Regions from separate parts of the Homo sapiens genome. Here region 1 is linked to region 2. Evidence: read pairs that join two places in POLR2A ChIA-PET (ENCODE). Cell type or tissue: HepG2. All regions are shown on one strand. Links, peaks and the distances in the headings refer to the core of each region. The heading gives the core; the rest is flanking DNA.

Region 1 (10,245 bases), core at 2,170-7,169, 180 kb before region 2:
CTAGGTATTTTATTCTCTTTGTTGCAATTGCAAATGGGAATTTATTCGTGATTTGGCTCTGCTTGTGTATTGTTGGTGTATAGGAATACTTGTAATTTTTGCATATTGATTTTTCTATCCGGAGGCTTTGCTGAAGTTGCTTATCAGCTTAAGGAATTTTAGAACTGAGATGAAGGGGTTTTCTAAATATAGAATTATGTCATCTGCAAATAGAGACAATTTAACTTCTTCTCTTTCTATTTATAGAATACCCTTTATTTCTTTTTCTTGCCTGATTGCCCTAGTTCACATTTAAATCCACCATTTTATTCTATATATTTTTGTTTTCTAACCTGTTTTCTGTTTCTTTGCTTTTTTACTTTATTTGAAGTATTTTAAATCATTTCTTGTCTTACTAATTTTTTGGTAAAGTGTTTTTAATGTATTCTCTTAGCTGGTACCACCTTACATCATAATAATATTGGTAGGATTAATAGACTCTGAATTGATGGTAGCTGGTGTAGTCACAGCATTTTCCATATTATTTCCCTTGGATTATGGAAAACTATTACATATTTATTTTATCAATATTAAAACCTTCATGTTTCAAAAGGCATCCTCCAAAAAGTAAAAAAAAAAAAAAATCTATCTGCCCATAGTGGAAGAAAATATATGAAAATCGTATATTTGATAAGGGATAGTATCTATAACATATTAATAATTCTTATGAATCCATAATAAGGTAAATAGAAAAATGACAAAATGTTCACAAGATTAAAATAGAAATTTTATCTAAGGAAGATGCATGAATGATCAGTAAGCACATGAAAAGAGGGTTAACATCTTCAGCCATAAGGAAATGCAAATGAAAACCATAATGAGAGACCACTTTACACACACTAGAAAGGCTGTAATAGAAAGACAGGTGATAACAAGTGTTGGGAAGAGTGTGAAGAAATTAGAGCCCTCCTATCCAGCTGGTGGTAATGAAAAATGATGCAAATACTTTGAAAAACAGTTTAGCCATTCTTCATAAACAACAATTTCCCATATGCCTCAGCAAGTCCACTCCTAGCCTCTCCTCAAAAGAAGTAAAAACATATTTTTACACAGAAAATATGTATAACAATATTCGTAAGTGCCAAAATTGGAAAGACCTAAAATGTCCATGCCCTGATAAATGGGTAATTTTGGTATAAACATATCAAAGAATATTATATAGAAATAAAAATGAATGAGTTCTGATACATCCAACAACATAAATAAAACTAAAAATAATTATGCTAAGTGAAAGAAGTCGTTTACAAAACACTATAAATTGTATGATTTCATTTATATAAAATATGTGAAGAGAATAATCTATTGAGAAACAAAGTAAGTCGGTATTTTTCTAGGACTGGAGGTGTATTGGGAGTGACTTCATGCATTTTGAGTTTAATTTGAGCTCACAAAAATGTTATTTAGGGTTGTGGCTTCGTAACTATGTAAACATACTAAATATATTTAGATTTTAAATTTTAGTGAATGTTATGCTATGCAAATTGTAACTCATTTTCAAATTGATTAAAATAATGATAATAATAAAAATAAATTTTTGAGAAAGAATAGATTCATACTTTCAGAAATTTTAGGTATTGAATTGAAATATTTTATCATATTTCTCTAGTTACATAATTTCTATTGTGTATTCTATCATTAAAAATATTTAAAATAATTATGTACATATCTTTAATTTTTTTGATTTTATAATTCATTGCAGTCATTGGTGACCCATTAAATCTGTGGGGTTGAAATGTAACTTTGAAATAATTGTCTGGTGGAAAATAAGAGCAGATTTTACATTGGTTAAATCACTTCAATCCCTTCAAAATTAGTCTCTTAACAAAGGGTTCAAACTCATATTCACTGTTGACAAAATAATTTGTAAGTACCACCTGGTCACAAAATTGTAATACTCACATAGGGTCATTAATGACTGACTTCAATGCATTGAGCAAATCTCTACTTGACATGGTCCTGATGTCCACACTGAGGGCTGCTCCCTTGGCTTTCATGTGAGCAATGTTATCATGTTGATCCGCAAACAAGGGAATGCCCACCATAGGGATCCCATGGTAGATTGCCTCATAGATGCCATTGGTTCCACCATGAGTTATAAAAGCTTTGGTTTTGGGATGACCTAAAAGTGGATGCATTTTAACAAAGTTATTAATTATAAGGCACAGGAATTGAATAAGAAATGCACAATATAAGGAACTTAAAGCAAAACTGTTCCCTAGGTAACATTATACCCACAAAACTGCATTGAAATTGTTTTCAAATTTCAGAGGAAGAAGCACCTACTTCTGCTGGAAAGGTAAGTGAAGGCTACATGAAAAGGTGGTGGTCTGTGTGTCTTCACAGTGGAAACATAAATTTAAAAGTTTGCCAGGTGAACAAAATGAAAAAACATATTCTTAATTAAAAAATTAAAATGTGCAAAAAAGAAAAGAATAAGATTTGGTATACAAGAACATAGTCTCTTAAGTAGTATAAATTATGCAGTCACATTTATATATTTAAAAAATATTTAAATAGTTAAAATATTTAAAATACTTAAATTTTTTTTTAAAGGCAGCAAGGAGTAGGGTGGAGGTGGTGCTGAGGAAGGACAGGTTACACATCATCATGAAATGTGTTATCACTTTATGATAAAGATTGGTGATTTATTCCCACAGAAAATAGAGTCACTGGTAATAGAAGAATGTCTGTTATTTTTCAGTACCTGTTGAAATAACCCTGCAGTAGGGGAAGGAACAGATGTAAAGTTGCAGAAATAAGAGACAGAAAATCCAGGATGTTATTTAAAACCTGTGAGAGGTAATTACACCTGAATAAAGAGATTTTTATTCTGACCATAAAGAATGTGACTGTATGTAACAAAATGCCAACTACCATAGTGTATTCTTCTTATACTAAGACTAGAAAATAAATATAAAGTAGTTAAATTTGATTTTTTTTTAGTTTTCCAATAATAAATGTTAAATATGTTTGTTTTATGTTGAAATATTATCACTTCTAATTGGCTGTTACTAATATATTCAGTATTTGTTCTCCAGAGTCTTACCAAGAAGGTCATTCTGGGGTAACCACTTATACAGTCGAGTATTGGAACCTAAAGTATTTGGCTTCTTGCCATCAAATCTCCATAGAACCTGTTAGGGCAAGGAAAATATCTTGTTCAATGAATAGAACTCTAAAAATATAACTTGTTAGAATTCTGAAGAGATTAATAATCAGTTAATCCATATAAAAGATGAAGAAATAAGAAGAAGTGATGTCAAGTAATGAGAACTACTAAAAGTCTGAGGTAAGCTGAATACCCACATTTAATATCTTTACTTTTATAATCAATTTGGTATATAAAAAAATGACATTTCTAACTTAATAGCTAGACACATGAGAGTGTGAGAGGAAAATAAATCTTGGTGCCCCAAAATCTATGCTAAAGGGAAAAGTTAAGCTGCTCAGGGCAAACCTACTTCCCATTCTATTCAAAGTCAGCCCTTGGCTCACTGAGATAAATGCATATCTAATTGCCTCATTTGGAGAGGCTAATCAGAAACTCAAAGGAATTCAGCCATTTGTCTCCTATCTACCTATGACCTGGAAGCCCCTTCCATGCTTCAAGTTGCTCTGCCTTTGTTTCTAGTTGTCCCCCATTTCTGGACTGAACAAATGTCCATCTTATATAAGTTGATTGATGTCTCATGTATCCCTAAAATGTATAAAACCAAACTGTCCCCCCACCACCTTGGGACACATGTCACCAGGACCCCCTGAGGCTGTGTCATGGGTGCACATTTTCAACCTTGGCAAAATAAACTTTCTAAATTAACTGAGACCTGCCTCAGATATTCAGGGTTCACATTTTGGTAACCATGAAGAGACTCTGAGTGGAGGTTCCCTGACCTTTGATAAATGTCCTGTCAGTGCTTGGTACCAGCATGAGCTAACTTTATGGCTCAAACAAATAAGACAATTGGCTGAGGTCTGGGAGCAACCCCTCCAGAGAATCCCTGATACCCCAAAATTCAGTCAAGACCAAAAGTTTATTTTGCTGTACAACTCCTTTTTTTTTGTTTTTTATTTTTTTTTGGAGTTTTACTTGCTTCCTACAAGAAAGGCAATATTTCCTGTTTCCATGACAATGGAAGGCAGGTAACTCTATGGAGTTTGAGCTCACTCCCAGGAGGGAGGATAAATTTGAGGTTTCTTTCCTACTTCTAGGACGACAGAGGGCAGTTTTAGCCTGAAACCCATCCGTAGGTAAATAGCTGAATTGGGGTTTTGTCTTGGTTAATGTTTAACAACTAGCTGGACTTAATTTCTCCTTACCATTACAGTGCTTAATGATCACATTTTTGGGAGTATTTTTTTTGTACATTCCAGTATTTCTCCCATCAGATTTGACAAACTTTACCTGACTTGATCATATCTGAGTGAGAATTCCAAATTGTGGGTAACAAAGCCTGTCTAATTTGGTGAAAATTCTTCACAGATGCAAAAGAGAAAACAAAACAAAACCTAAAAACCATGCTCTTGGTTTCTGTGTTTGCTTCCTGTCTTTAAAAAAACAAATGTTCTTTTGTTTACTTTTCCTCCACCCTATACCTCCTTTTGTCTTTTGCCATTTGTAGTACCAAAAATCTAGAGAAGGCTTCTAATGATTTGAACTCTTTTAAAGAATTCAGAACAAAGGCACCACTCACCCCTTTGGGGGTGCTCTGTTTTCTTTGTGGAGTTTCAAGAGTTGTGGGCAGATTTTTTCTTAGGTCCAAAGCTCTGTTTTCCTATGTTGAATGACCTGATCTCTTTGGCTTCGAGATTACCACAGATTACCTTGTACTGTGAGAGGATTTTACCTTGGCGTGTGTAATGGCAGACGAGTTACAAAGTAGAGGGTGGCTGAGTACAGTTTACTGGAAGTAGTATTGACTGTTGTTATTTTTTTCCTCCTAGGAAGTTGTTGTTTAAGAATCCTAATTCTAGTTTGGAGATGTGTTGTAAAGGGTCTCCTCTATTGTTTTTATTCCCCAAATTAATCTCATTTGGCTTGTCTGTGTGGATTTGTGTGAGAAACTGAACTGTGGTTTACATAGGAAAATGAAAGACTGAGTTTTCTCAGCTCCAAAGTGAAAGGGCATCTGCTCCTCCCAGGCAAAAGGCACCCCTAAGCAACTGGGGGCCTTGTGGGAGTGTCTTGGGTTTGACCCCCTATGACATGCAGTGGTCCTGCAGGGAAATCCCCAAGAAAAATTAACTTTTAAAAAAAGGCTAGTCCAGGAAACACATATGAGGGCAGATCACCCAGCATTTTGAGCCCTCTCAGAGGTCATACACCTCTGGAGGGAGAAACTGAGACACGTAAGAGGGTGGAAACAACTCAGTGGTGACACACTGTGGAGTACTGCCCACAAGCAGCACACATTGATTCACCACACATAAACCCTAGGCCACAGCTCAGTTCCTCCTTTTAGGAAAAAAAGTGGGAAACAAATAATCTAAGAATGATGAGAAAAGAAGAAGAATGATCCCCTGATATCGCCTGTTTGGATTTATGACACCTCTACTTGGCAGAGTTTATGTAAAATGAAGGTAATACGGTCTTTGTGCACATATACATTAAGAGCCCTAAGGTTGTCCTACAAACTGTAGAGTTCCTAAGTTCTCTCTTTTTTAAAAATTTTCTTTTATTCTTGCTTTAAATTTGCTTTTATTTTTCTATTAAGTTAAAAACCACTGTTTTGATTCAACAGGTTTTTGTCTGCAAGCTGGTGATTTTTTTTTATCTCATAGCTAAATTTCTGAAGTAAAAACCACATAATCTTTTGTGTGTGTGTAAGTGTTTGCATATATTTAAAAGGCCATTATAATTTCTATAATTTTATGTTTAATTGGCAATTAAATCCATTTTATTTTCCTTCTAGCACACCAATTTTTTTCTCTGTGTACATTATGATGTAAATTTTGCTATTTGATTTTCACCTGAATGGTTTCTTTTAATATGCAAATGTAAGATTATTTAGCTCACAACTGCCTATGGTGATCAAGTATTCATACAGATTACCTATTGAAACAGGTTATCAAGAATTTGAAAGTCTAATATGGCAAAGAGGAGTTTTTATAAACCTGTAAGATGTACTTCTGTTGGCATGCTTACTACATCTATGTATTTATGTGTTTTGTACACAATGTTTTATTACTGAAAATATATAAAAGAGCTCTAATTAATTGGCTTAAGAAAATAAAAGTGCTTGAATTAAATACTTTGCCAGAAAAAAAGACTAATTAAATGCTTTTTCAAGTTTATGTAACTTAAATAAAATCTTTTATAAATAAGATAACAACAATTATTGATAAAGTATGATAATATTAGAAATGCATTAAGACTTGCCAGCATACATTTTTGTTTGCATTTATTAATCAAGAAATTTCATACTTATTCTTGCCAAATACTTTAAGGTGTCAAAATTTGACATAGGGGTTACAAAACTGTAAACCAAGCCCAAAACAGAATGATCTTCACTTGTGTAATTTTTAATAAATAAGACATTAATATTGGTTTAATGCAAATAGCTACACCTTGAATTAAGTAAGATTATCATAACTTCTCATCTTGTGGCCTTAAGCAATCTAGTCCACAGGCATTAAGCTTTGTTTTGGGAAAAGACTGTTATCATTTTTATTTCAAAGCTAAACTATAAACTAAGTTCCTCCTTAAGTTAGTTTGGCCTACACCCAGAAATAAACACGGAGAGCTTGGAGGTTAAAAGCAAGATGGAGTTAGGTCAGATCTTTTTCACTGTCTCAGTTATAATTTTGCAATGGCAATTCCATAACTTTAAATGATGACTACCACACTTTTCACAAATATTCTAGGTAAATGACTAAATAATTAGGTAAATGTAATGGGATAAATACTTATAGACAAACTCATAATTTAGAATCTAAGGTTATATTAAATTAAATAATAGATATTTCATTGTTTGGGTATTTTTAAAAAAAAATTTGTAGGAAAACATTCTTTCCAAAAAAAAGTGCATCTTTTTTAAAAAGGTGAAGAAGTGTTGTCTAATTCAAAGCTTATTTAAAGGTTATGTATAAAACAAGGTAAAAGGAACCAGGAAGTAAGGGAGATGTAAAGAAAGTTATAAAAATAAAAAGTTTTTTTTTTTTTTTTTTGTAAAAAGCTTGAAGAGAAATAATTTTATATGAGAAAGAATCTTGTGTGGTAAATTTAGTCCTAGAATAAAATGATCAGTTGTGTAAGAAAGAAGGATGTTCAGGACAAACCAGAAAGTCCAAACATATCATGAATGATCTGTGTAAGTCACAATAAGAAGATTAAAAAAACTTTTATATGATCAAGTTGTCTATAATTAAAGGGAAATTATAATGGTGTTTCTACAGATTGGGCTTGATGTAAAAAAAGCACTTATGCACTAAATAATTGGTTAGAACAATAACATTTTCTTAAGGGATTGATTTACTCTTAAAATATTATGAGTTTTTTTTTTTTAACCCAAAGTTTAACTTTTCTTGCATCTCACTGTTTTTGGTTTTCTCTCCCCTTTTAAAGGGTGTGAAATAGTAACACTCTCCTTCAACTCATTTTCAACTCATGTAAGTTTTTTCCTCAAGTTCTGTTTGTTGTGGCATAATGCTAACAGTGTTTTCTAAAAGCTATTCAACTCCTCAAGGTCCAGGGACTATCACAGAAGAGGTGGGTGTGTGAGATTGAAAGAACTGATACTAAGAGATAAAATAAGTTCCGTTTATGCATAAATTAATCATTAATGTCAAAGACACACTAATGCAAGACCAACATATGGGCCCCTGTGTCAGATTAACAAGGTTTTCTTGAAGCATAAACTGACTTCTTAATAAAGATTATAAACGTTATGAAAGGCTGAGGAAAGTTATATCTTATGGTCAAGATTAGAATTTTATAGATTGTTCATACAATTTTGAAAAACAAACTTATTTGGCTTCATGCTGTTTTATTAGGGCTTATTGTTTGGCAAATTGAGTCTCCTCTCTCAAAGAATGAAGATTTTTGCCTTTTTTTGAAATCCTTGAGTTACTACTTTAGTCAAATGAATGCTTTATTTTACCTGTGATATCAAGCTTTTTAATCCTTTGATATTTGACAAATTTTCCAAAATTATGTTTTTTTCTGACCTAAGTAATCCTTTAATTTATTAGTTTCCCTAAAGTCCAAAAATGACATAATTTGGCTTATTTGGTATAAAAATTATACAGGGAACATTGTCAAACATGAAATGGTGTTTGGTCTTTTTGAGCTGTATTTATATAAATATGTTATTGGCATGTGTTCCAAAATTATGGGAAACTCCTATAATTCTGATATGACTTAGTGTGTACATTATCAGTAATAATTATATTTGTTATGTTAAGTTATTGTGTGCCACAGAGGTAACAAATTTCCTTGTCCATTGTGTCTTTGACTGAGGCTGCCCTAAAACTTTTTGTCATCCACAGACAATTGTTGTCTGACTTTGGTCCTCTTTAGAAGGCGATTTTATACTCAGCCATGAAATTCTAACAGGTGCTCTTGAAAAAAAGTTTTTGATAATTTTGGAGATTGTGACATTAGAATGGAAGAAAAACTTTCAGGACTCATGGAGAACTAAAATGTTCATGAATATCAAGCAGAACAGGAATTAACTACATGGACTGAAATAATAGAAAACTAAAGTAATCTTTTTGACTTTGCTTAAAACATTGCTGATCCTTTGTTTTGTTTTGTTTTTTTTTTTAGAGTGAAGGAATCTTTCTTTTTTTGAGCTATTAACAGCTTTTAACAATTTAGTATACTCCTATGAAAAAAATTTAGAACATATTTGTTTCCCTCTACCTGATTTTTCAGAATTTGGAAACTATTTGTGAGTATTTTTTACTTTTGTCAATACAGTTATTTGCATAAGTGCAATAAGAATCTATTTTCATTTTTAACAAAACACAATTGGAGAAACTGGTTATTTTATCAAGGCTTCCACTGGAATGGTGGGCTTTCCTTTAGGGAATCAAACTTAACTTATGGAGCCAATAAAACCCCTTGGGAAAACTGGCCTCATACCTTCATCTATAAGGTCCCTGTACAGGGTTCCTGAACTGTGTTAAGCAAAGAATGTAACTTTCTGACAGGCCCAGGAGCCCCAAGTTTATTTTGGAACCCCAAGAGGAGAGGAATTCACCCAACTCATAGGTATTTGATGGTACAAATCTATGGCTTGCCTCAGCTTTAAAAAAGTCCTATCTGAGATTCTTTCTATAAGACAAAGTTCCATCAAAGCCACTTTAAAAGCCTATGTAAATAAAAAATTATTCTTCCTCCTCTGTATACAATAATCAGGCCAAGTATAATAAAGCAAATCAGTTGTACCATGGTTTGTCTTTAGTAAAATTGGGAAACTGAAGACAGAAAAATTATGTTTCAAAAATAACAGTATACCTGTTGTTAGATTCTAGTCTTGCCTAATGTTTTTCAATTTTTATTACTGTCTACAGTTTGGACTGAATTCTAATTTTTCATGGCTACACGTCTTCAAAATAGTGTCTTCAGGTTTTTTTTCCTCCCCTTCCACAATTTTTCCTAATTTGGAGTCACTGTAAACTAAGCTATGCTTTCATAAAGCCCTACAAATTAAGCTAGACAACTTAAACTCCAGAAGAAAATAACAGCAACCAATTTACATACATAATCCACTTTCATACCTGCCTACTGATTTATGGACTTCAGAGTAATGTGGCCTATATTAATTTTAAAGGATTGTTCTTTTGTTTTTGTTTTTCTCACTTCCTCCCTTTATTTTGTCTTCACAGTACATGAGACTTCAGAACCTGCTAAAAATGAACTTTCCTAATAACTCAGGACCTGCTTAGGAATAAACCTTCCTTGCCATTAGAGATCAGATGAAAACCTGAGACCAGAGACTCATTTTCTTCTAAAATGCTTTCTCCAAAAGATTTTTTTAAAATGTAAAATGAAAATAAACCTGGGGGCCCCAAAGTCACTAAGCAAATCACTGCCTCCCATTCTATTCAAAGACACCCCTCTGCTCACTGAGATAAATGCATATCTGATTGCCTCCTTTGGAGAGCCTAATCAGAAGCTCAAAGGAATGCCTCTTCCCTGCTTCAAGTTGGCAAAATAAACTTTCTAAATGTACTGAGACCTGTATCAGATATTTGGGGTTCACA
Region 2 (10,245 bases), core at 2,816-7,815:
GGGATGAAACTCACTTGACCAGGATGTATTATCTTTTTGAGGTGCTATTGGAGTCAGTTAGCTAGTATTTTGTTGAGAATTTTTGCATCTCTGTTCATCAGGGATATTAGTCTGTAGATTTTTTTGTTTTTTGTTATGTCATTTATTAGTCTGTAGTTTTGTTGTTGTTGTTATATCATTTTCTAGATACTGGCTTCACAGAATGATTTAGGAAGAATTCCCTCTTTCTTTATTTTTGGGAATCATTTCAGTGGGAATAATTGATACTAATTATTCTCTGAGTGTGTGGTATAATTCAGCTCTGAATTCTTCTGGACCTGTATATTTTGTTGTTGGTGGTAATTTCTTTAATTTCTAATTCAATCCCACTGTTACTGGTCTGTTCAGGGTTTCTACTTCTTCCTGATTTAATCTAGAAGGGTTTTATGCTTCCAGGAATTTATCTATTTCCTCTAAATTTTTTAGTTGTGTGTGTAACAGTGATCATAGTAGCCTTGAATAATTTTTTGGATTTCTCTGGTATTGGTTGTAATACCTCCTGCTTCATTCCTAATTAAGCTTGTTTGGATATTCTCTCTTATTTTCTTGGTTAATCTCACTAATGGTCTATTAATTTTGTTTATCTTTTCAAAAAACCAGCTTTTTATTTCATTTCACTTACCTTTTGTATTTTTTGTTGTAATTTCATTTAGTTCTGCTCTGATCCTTCCTATTTCTTTCTTTCTGATGGCTTTGGGTTTAGTTTGTTCTTGTTTCTAGTGTTTCTTGAGTTGTGACAATATAGATTGTCAATTTGTGCTCTTTCAGCCTTTTTGATGTAGGCATTTAATGCTATGAACCTTAGTCTTAGCACTACTTTTGCTGTTTCCCAGAAATTTTGATCACTCTGTCACTATTATCATTCATTTTAAATAATTTATTAATTTCCATCTTGATTTTTACCCAAAAATCATTGAAGAGCAAATTACTTAGTTTTCATGTATTTATATAGCTTTGAGGGTTCTTTTTGGAGTTGATTTCCAGTTTTACTTCACTATGGTCTAAGAAGATACTTGATATGATTTTGATTTTCCTGATTTTACAGAGAACAATTTTACTGATTTATTTATCAGATCTAACAATTTTTAAATGAAATCCTTGGGTTTTTCTAGATATTATACTATGTCAAATGCAATGAAGAATAACTTGACTTATTTATTTCCAATTTGAATGCACTTTATTTTATTATTATTATTTTTTGCTCCTAATTGCACTAACAACATCTTCTGGTATTATGTTATATAAGAGGACTGACAGTGGGCATCTTTCTCTTGTTCCAGTCCCTAGGAAACATTCTTTAATTTTTTTCTTGTTCAGTATGATTTTAGTCATGGATCATATATGGCCTTTATCATTTTGGAGAATGTTTCCTCTAAAGTCATTTTGATGGTTTGGTGATCTAAAACCATTATAATTTATTATATAGGGATTTGGATTTTTATGGGCTTTTTTTAGCATGTACTGAAATAATCCTATAATTCTTGGATCTGTTAATACGGTGGGTCATGTTTACTGATTTGCATGTATTGAAACATCCTTCCCTCCTCCCTTGCACGAATTCTGTGTTACCCTAGAAAATTATCTTCTTAATGTATTATTAGTTTGGTTTGCTTGTATTTTTTGAGGACTTTTGCATCTACACTTGTATTAGTCCATTTTGACACTGCTAATAAAGACATACCTGAGACTGGGAAGAAAAAGCGGTTTAATTGGACTTAGAGTTCCACATGGCTGGGGAGGCCTCAGAATCATAACGGAAGGTGAAAGGCATTTCTTACATAGTGGCGGCAAGAGAAAATGATGAAGACGTACGAGCGGAAATCTCTGATAAAATCATCAGAGCTCATGAGACTTATTCAATACCACAGGAATGGTATGGGTGAAACTGCCCCGTGATTCAAATTAACTCTCACCACGTCCCTCCCACAAAAATGTGGAACTTTTGGGAGTACAATTCAAGACGAGATTTGGGTGGGGACACAGAGCCAAACCGTATAATTCTACCCCTGGCCCCTCCAAATCTCATGTCCTCACATTTCAAAACCTATCATGCCTTCCCCAATATTCCTCAAAGTCTTAAATCATTTCAGCATTAACCCAAAAGTCCACAGTTCAAAGTCTTATCTGAGGCAAGACAAGTCCCTTCCACATATGAGCCTGTAAAATCAAAAGCAAGCTAGTTACTTCCTAGATACAATGGGGTTACTGATATTGGGTAAATATAGCCATTCCAAATGGGAGAAATTGGCCAAAATAAAGGGGTTACAGGACCCATTCAAGTCCAAAATCCACCAGGGCAGTAAAAATTTAAAGTTCCAAAATGATATCCTTTGACTCCAGGTCTCATATCCAGGTCATGCTGATGCAAGAGGAGGATTCCAATGGTCTTGGGCAGTTCAGTCCCTGTGGCCTTGCAGGGTACAGCCTCCACCCTGGCTGCTTTCATGGGCTGGCAATGAGTGTCTATGGCTTTTCCAGTTGCATGGTCCAAGATGTTTGTGCATGTATCATTCTGGGGTCTGGAGGATGGTGGCCTTCTTCTTGCTGCTCCAATAAGCAGTGCCCTGGTGGGGACTCTCTGTGGGGGCTCACAGCACACATTTTCCTTTCACACTGCCTTAGCAGAGTTTTTCCATGATGGTCTCACCCCTGTAGCAAACTTCTGCCTGGACATTCAGGAGTTTCCGTACATCTTCTAAAATCAAGGTGGAGGTTCCCAAACCCCAATTTTTGACATCCATGTACTGCAGGCTCCATACCATGTGGAAGCTGCCAAGGTTTGAGGCTTCCACCCTCTGAAGCCATGGTCTGAGTTCTACATTGGCCCATTTCAGCCACGGCTGGAGTGGCTGAGATGAAAGGCACCAAGTCTCTAGACTGCACACAGCATGTGGACCCTGAGCCCTGCCTAGGAAACCATTTTTTTCTCCTAGACCTCTGGGTCTGTGATGGGAGAGGCTGCTGCAAAGGTCTCTGACATTCCTGGAAGACATTTTCCCCATTGTCTTGAGGATTAACATTCAGCTTTTCATTACTAATGCAAATACATGCAGCCAGTTTGAATTTCTCCTCAGAAAATAAGATTTTCTTTTCTATTGCATTATTAGGCTGCAAATTTTCCAAACTTTTATGCTCTGCTTTCCTTTCAAAAAGGAATGCATTTAACAGCACCCAAGTCACCTCTTGAATGCTTTGCTGCTTAGAAATTTCTTCTGTCAGATACCCTAAATCATCTCTCTCAAGTTCAAAGTTTCACAAATCTCTAGCCCGGGGCAAAATGCCACCCGTCTCTTTACTAAAACATAACAAGAATCACCTCTGCTCTAGTTCCTAACAAGTTCCTCATCTCTATCTAAGACAACCTGAGCCTGGATTTCATTGTCCATACCATTTCCAATACTTTTGTCAAAGTCATTCAACAAGTCTCTATGAAATTCCAAACTTTCTCTCATTTTTCTGTCTTCTTCTGAGCCCTCCAAACTGTTCCAATCTTTGCCTATTACCCAGTTCCAAAGTCGCTTCTACATTTTTGGGTATCTTTTCAGCAATGCCCCACCCTACTAGTACCAATTTACTCTATTTTTCTGTTTTCACACTGTTGATAAAGACAAACCAGATACTGTGAAGAAAAAGAGGCTTGGCCAGGCGTGGTGACTCACACCTGTAATCCCAGCACTTTGGGAGGCCAAGACGTGCAGATCATGAGGTCAGGAGATTGAAACCATCCTGGCTAACACGGTGAAACCCCATCTCTACTCAAAATACAAAAAATTAGCCAGACGCCTTGGTGGGCACCTGTAGTCCCAGCTACTCGGGAGGCTGAGGCAGGAGAATGCCATGAACCCGGGGGGCAGAGTTTGCAGTGAGCCGTGATCGCGCCACTGCACTCCAACCTGGGGGACAGAGCGAGACTCTGTCTCAAAAAAAAAAAAAAAAGAAAAGAAAGAAAAGGAGGCTTAATTAGACTTAAAGTTCCTCATGGCTGGGGAGGCCTCAGAATCAGAGCAGGAGGTGAATGGCACTTCTTACATGGTAGCAGCAACAGAAAATGTGGAAGATGCAAAAGTGGAAACCCCAGATAAAACCATCAGATCTCATGAGACTCATTCACTATAATGAGAACAGTATGGAAGAAACAGTCCCCGTGATTCAAATTAACTCCCATAGGGTCCCTCACACAACACATGGAAATTATGGGAGTACAATTCAAGATGATATTTGGGTGGGGACACAGAGCCAAACCATATCAATACTCATCAGTGATACTGGCTTGTAGTTTTATTGTTTTGTTATGCCCATGCTTTGTTTTTGTGTAAGAGTAACATTATCCTCATAGAATGAGTTTGAATTATTCCCTTTTTTTTTTATTTCTCTTTTTCTTTTCTTTTTTTTTTTTGAAAAGGTTGAGTCAGATTGGTATCAAGCTGTTACATGTTGGGTATAATTCAAAAGTGGGATCATAAGTTTCTGAACCTTTTTATTTTGATGAAAGACATTTTATTACTTCAATAACAGCTTCAATCCCTTGCCCATTATTATTTGTTTGATGTTTTCAACCGCTTTATAGTTCAATCTTAGTAAGTTTTGAGTCCAGAAATTCATATATTTCTTCTAGGTTTACTATTAATTTATCATAACAATTCTAATAGTTTTGTATTATTTTGGTCTCAGTTTTTATGTCTCTTCTTTTTCCATTTCTGATGGTTTTTATTTGCATCTTGTCTATGTTTTTCTTGCTTAACTTAGCTAAAGGTTTGTTAACATCATTGATCTTTGAAACAAGTCAGGGTCACTGGTCTGGTTGTCTAAGGTGTTATCAGAGCTTGTGATCTCAGGACCAAAAAAATTAAGAAGCGTGGTTACAAAGGGTGAGGTTGGAGCAAAAATTTAATAACAAAAAAACAAAGCTCTCGGCAGTGGAGAGGGTTCCCTGATGGTTGCTGTGTTACGGTTGTATTCAAAAGCTCTTATGAGGAACTGCTTTCATCTCTGTAACTGAGTAACTTTTCTTATCTATAAAACTGCCTGCATAGTTTCATCTCTGTAACTGAGTAACTTTTCTTATCTATAAAACCGCCTGCATATCTCCCAGTTATTCTCTGTCATTGTGGATATGTCTCCAGGAAAGCACAAAGTGCTGTTTCTTGCGTTTGTATAATGATGGGTTTGTTTTAGGTACACCCCCCTCCTCTCTTTGCAAATTCCCATGGAGCCCACTGTGTACATGTCTGAAAAGGGGAGGACACTTTTTCCTGGGAGCTTACTAATCATACAAAGAGCAAAGGGTTTCTATGCTGGACATTGCATGCCTTGCCTGCTTATCTGTGGCTTATCTGTGCAGGTGCACTGTAGCTGTGATTTTTTTTTTAGGCAGGCAGCTTCTGCAGTCTGAGTTTTTCCCCAAGCTGCTCTATTTTTCCTGTAGTTGTGAGTTTTCAGGAAGGCAGCATTTTTGAGGACCAGCCTTAATTGTTTACTTAACTGATTTTCTCTTTTCTTCTCCATCATCTTCACAAAAAAACAACTTTTTGTTTCATAGATCTTTTGTATTGTGTTTATTTTAGCCTCAAATTTATTTAACTGTGTTCTGGTCTTTATAATTTCTTTCTTTCTATTAGCTTTGGGTTTGGTTTGTTCCTGCTTTTTTAGTTCTTTGATGTATAGGATTAGGTTATTTGAAGTCTTTCAACTTTTTTGATACAGATGTTTGTTACAAGAAACTTTCTTCTTACAGTTTTTTTGGCCATCTTCCATAGATGTTGGTATGCTGTACTTCCATTTTCATTTGTCTCACAAAATTTTTAAATTTTCTTCTTAATAACTTCATTGACATGTTTGTCATTTAGCAGTATGTTTAATTTCCATGTGTTCATGTCTGTTTTCCAGATTCTTCTTTTAATTTATTTTTTGTTTTATTTCATTGTGGTCAGAAAATATACTTCATATGATACTTGTGTTTTTGAATTTGTACAGGCTTGTTTGGTAGCCTATCATAGAATTAAGGGAGACATTTTTTGTGCTAATAAAAAGAATGTCTATTCTACAGCAATTATGTGAAACTTTCTGTATATGTCAGTTAGGCCCTTCATATCTAGTGTGTACTTTAACTCTGATGTTTCTGTGTTGATTTTCTTCCTGGATAATCTTTCCATTACAGAGAATGGGGTGTTAAAGTCTCCTACTATTGCTGTGTTGCATGCTAGTTTTGCCTTTAGGTCTGTTAATGTTTGCTTTACATGCTTGAGAGCTCAGGTTTTGGTAAGTATAATGACTAAATCTTGCTAAACTGACCCCTTCATTATCATGTAGTTACTGTCTTTGTTTTTTGTTTTTTTTTTCCCGTCTGATTTGTAATCTGTTTATAACTACACCTGTACTTTTCTGGTTTCTAGTTGCATGGAATATATTTTGCCATCCCTTCACTTTCAGTCTATGTATGGCTTTATAAGTGAAGTGGGTTTCTTTAAGGCAGCATGATTCTTTATTCAGCCATTCTATGTCTTTTAACTGAGAACTGAGACAATTTACATCCATTTTTATTATTGACAAGTAAGGCTTACTAGAGCCATTTTGTTGATTGTTTACTGTTTGTTTTTAGACTCCTCTCTTCCTTCCTTCCTGTCTTTCTTCATAATTAGGTGATTGTCTCTGGTAGTATATTTCAAGTTGCTGCTTTTTAAGTACATCAATGATAGATTTCTTAACTGTGGTTACCAGTAGACTTACAGAAAACCATTTTAGAGATATGGCATGTTATTTTAAAGAGATCACAACTTAGATTGCAAATAAAATTATAAAATAAATAAGGGCAAAAGTCACAGAAAATGTATATACTTTAACTCAATCACCTACCCATTTTGACTCATAGTTATCTTGATTTACATATTTGTATATCATCTGTTTCTTAACCGGTTGCTATAGTTGTTATGTTTTCTGGGATAGGTGAAATGCAGAACACAAATTCAGTACTAGCTTATTCTGGGTTTTTGCATGTACTCAATTTTACCACTTGTTTTTATACCTTGAAAAGTTACTTTTTGCATGATAGTGTTTTACTCTTTCTGACTGAAGAGCTCCCATTAGCATTTTTTGCAAGATGGGTCTGGTGGTGGAGTCTCAGGACTTTTCCTTAGTTCAGCTAAAGATGGGATCCTTGTCTGTCCCATGGCCACAAAAATTTAGGCTCACAGATGGTTTGAATGTCGAGGACTCTGAAAGGCCAGAGTCCCCCTGCTAGAGTGCTTCCTGCTCAAAGCTTGAATCCCAGCTTCCACACAGAAAGAGGAGGGGCCTGGCTCTTCCCCACTGCAAATGGCACAAACTTGCTGAGGTTCCACCCCAGTGAACATTTTTCTCAGTGTTCAAGCTCTTTGGAGATTCTCTGGGGACCACCTCCTACCTGGCTGTCTCTTTCCCCCTTGTAAAGAAGTACATCTGAATGCTATTTGAAAGAGCATAAGGAAGATCAATCTTTACTGCTTCCTGCTGACAAGGGGTGCTGTTTTTGGGAAATGGTGGTCAGAGCTCACTCACAGGCCTATCTAAGAGTTCCCCCAGCAGAAAGGGCCATTGTCAGAGACTCTGCTTGCATTATTGTTTGGAGTTTGATGCCCTGAAGGCAAGAACAGACAAACTAGGTTATTAGAAAACATGTATCAAAATGAAACAAGGGGAGGAGTAAGGATAGCTCAAAAATTCTGAGGCCTTTTATCACTTTGCACAGGGAGAGAAAGGCCAAAAGCCAGACTGGTAAAATACCCTTTTGCTGGCATGTTGGTCTTCTGGGTTCCCTTCTTCTGGGCCCAATCTTTAGCCAACCAGCTTAAGGTTTGGAAAGTTAACTCTTTCCAGTTTGGAAGATGCATCTGAGGGGAATGTCCCAGAATACGGAGACATAATTACCTATCCGTGAAGAGAGAACAGAGGAGAAGAAAGGAAAAAGAAGGCACCTTTTAAAGAAGTCCCAGGGGGTCATGATGCATTCAAAATGGGTACAGACTGAAGGTGAATGGCTACTCACCTAGGAAGAGGGTGGCAGGTGTCCCTAGTTCTCTTCTCTTTCTAGCAGATACCTGGGGTACATGAGGGAGAAAGAGCATCCTCTTTTCTTCTTCCGTCCTTGCTTCCCCGAGTGCTGGTAACCTTGGTATGTGCTGAAACAGGTGTCAAAGCAACATGCACCCATGAACCAGTGGGGCCTAGGGGGTGAGAACATTCACTCTTACCCACTTACCCACATACACCCTATCTCCCCTGCTTTCAGTAGTCTGGGAGTCCCTAGACCTCATCTATGCCATGGATACTAACAAGGCTTTTATCCATGAACCAGGGAGCTTGGGCTTCACTTAATTGGCAGGAAACAGCCACACTCACCTGCACTGTGCATTTTGTTGCACAAAGTAGGGGCTTATCCTGCCTTAGGGACTGACTCTTTTTCAGGTTTGATATCTGCATGTTTTCCTTGGCCTGGCTCTTATAAAACCCCACCCAGGAACTGGGTTTTCTCCTGCCTGTCTGCGTGTGTGTTATGTGTAATGTCTGCAGAAAGAGCTCTAAATGATTTTGGCCTGAAAAAGACAAACACTTGCATCTAATATTTTTTAAAGAGAAGTTAAAAACTGTGGTACCGTTCAGTTCACGTGACTTTAATCTTTGAGAAATAGGAAGAGGCTTAAAGATTAATGGTAAAAAGCAGATGTCATTACAGTGTAAATAGGTGGACTAAATAACGCAATGGTGTCTTTGTCCATCTCAGGGCCATGAAAATTTAGGCTGGCAGATGGTTCAACAGGTGAGTAAAGCAGGGTTTTATTGGGTGAAAAGGAAAAAAAAAGGGGAAACAGGGATCTTCCACAAGGCTGGAGACCCCTGCCAGAGTGCTTCCCACTAGCAGCTTGAATCCCAGGTTCCACATGGGATATTTGCCGGGCTCCTCCCTGTTGCAAACAGTGCAAAATTCCTGAGGTTCCACCCCAGTGCACATTCCTCCCAGTGCACAGGCTTGTTGGAGATTCTCTGGGGACCTCCTTCTCCTCTGACTAGCTCAGTGGTCAATTCTATGTTTTGTTTGCCTGGTAAATACTTCATCTCTCATTTATATTTGATTGATAATTATTTTTGTTTCAATATTTTTTGGTGGCATCCTTTTGTGTTGAGCACTTTGAAAACATCATTCCAGTCCTTCCTGGTCTGTATAGTTTCTTTTGGGAAGTCTATCTCCATAAATATTGGCGCTGTTTTATATGTTATTTGCTTTCACTTGCTGATTTCAATCTTTTTTCTTTAATGTATTTTTTTTTGTCCTTTGTGACTTTGATTATTTTGTTAATTGGGGTAGTCTTATTTGGGTTTGCATTGTGTTCTAAGACCTTTCTGTACCTGGACATTTTATGTTTCTCAAGTTTTGAAAAGTTTTTTGTTACTATTTTTTTGAATGAGCGTTCTACCCTTGCTCTTACTCACATCTCTCTTGAACACCAATAATTCTTAGACTGGGTCTTTTGAAGTAATTTTCTATATTTTGTAGGTGGCACTTGCTTTTTTATTCTCTCTTGACTTTTTAAAAATAAAATAACGAGTCTTAGAGCTCACAGATTCTTTTCTGGGCTTGGATCATTCTGTGGTTTAAGACCTCTAATGGATTTTGAATTCAGCAAATGCATTTCTTAGTTCCAAGATTTCTGATTGATTTCTTTGTATTATTTTAACCTTTTTGTTAAATTTCTCGGATAAATTTCTGAAATAACTTCCTGTGTTAACTTAGACATTACTAAGTTTTCTTAAAACTGCTATTTTGTATTCTGGGTCAGAGAGCTCAGAAATTGGGTTATCTTATTAGTGTCAATCACTAGATTTTTGCATTGTCCTTTTGGAGAGGTCCTGGTTCCCTGTTCTCTGTTGTTTCTTGTGAATATATGCATGCCTTTGCATTGAAGGATTATTTGTTCCATTTTTTTTCTGTCTTTTTTTAATGGAATATATTTGCTTAGAAAATCTTTACCGAAAAGTCACTGCATTCACTTTAGTTCTAGGTGACATGTTAAGCCCAGGTTTACCTCAGCTCATGTGAATGATTAGAGCTCTGCCTGTCCCAAGTGATGGGGGTTCCAAATGGATTATCCTGGAAGTGTGAGAACACTGCCTAAGGGCTTGTTCCCAGTATACCTAAAGAACTTACATCCTACAGCATGCTGTTGCTAAGCAACT

Evidence for each region. ChIA-PET counts read pairs that join two places held together with the same protein. Peaks named below come from ENCODE experiments on the same cell type or tissue, not always from the same donor. Only the 100,000 strongest peaks of a DNase experiment are listed, where the experiment ranks them.
Region 1: POLR2A ChIA-PET joins it to region 2 with 6 read pairs; 1 of 35 experiments calls an interaction of 5 or more read pairs at or near these places.

The regions. Positions count from the first base shown.
Region 1 is chr4:68,548,739-68,558,983 of GRCh38, forward strand. UGT2B17 (UDP glucuronosyltransferase family 2 member B17) reads right to left here. Exons shown (of 7, transcript NM_001077.4): 5 at 3,086-3,173; 6 at 1,939-2,158. Among named protein-coding and RNA genes, the nearest start is that of UGT2B17, 22 kb to the right of the region's middle. In HepG2, for the core only: a CTCF peak has its summit at 4,268; DNase peaks (open chromatin) are centred at 4,273 and 4,743.
Region 2 is chr4:68,728,017-68,738,261 of GRCh38, forward strand. No RefSeq gene overlaps it. Among named protein-coding and RNA genes, the nearest start is that of UGT2B15, 62 kb to the left of the region's middle. In HepG2, for the core only: no CTCF peak of the experiment used is centred there; a DNase peak (open chromatin) is centred at 5,085; H3K4me3 peaks cover 713 bases.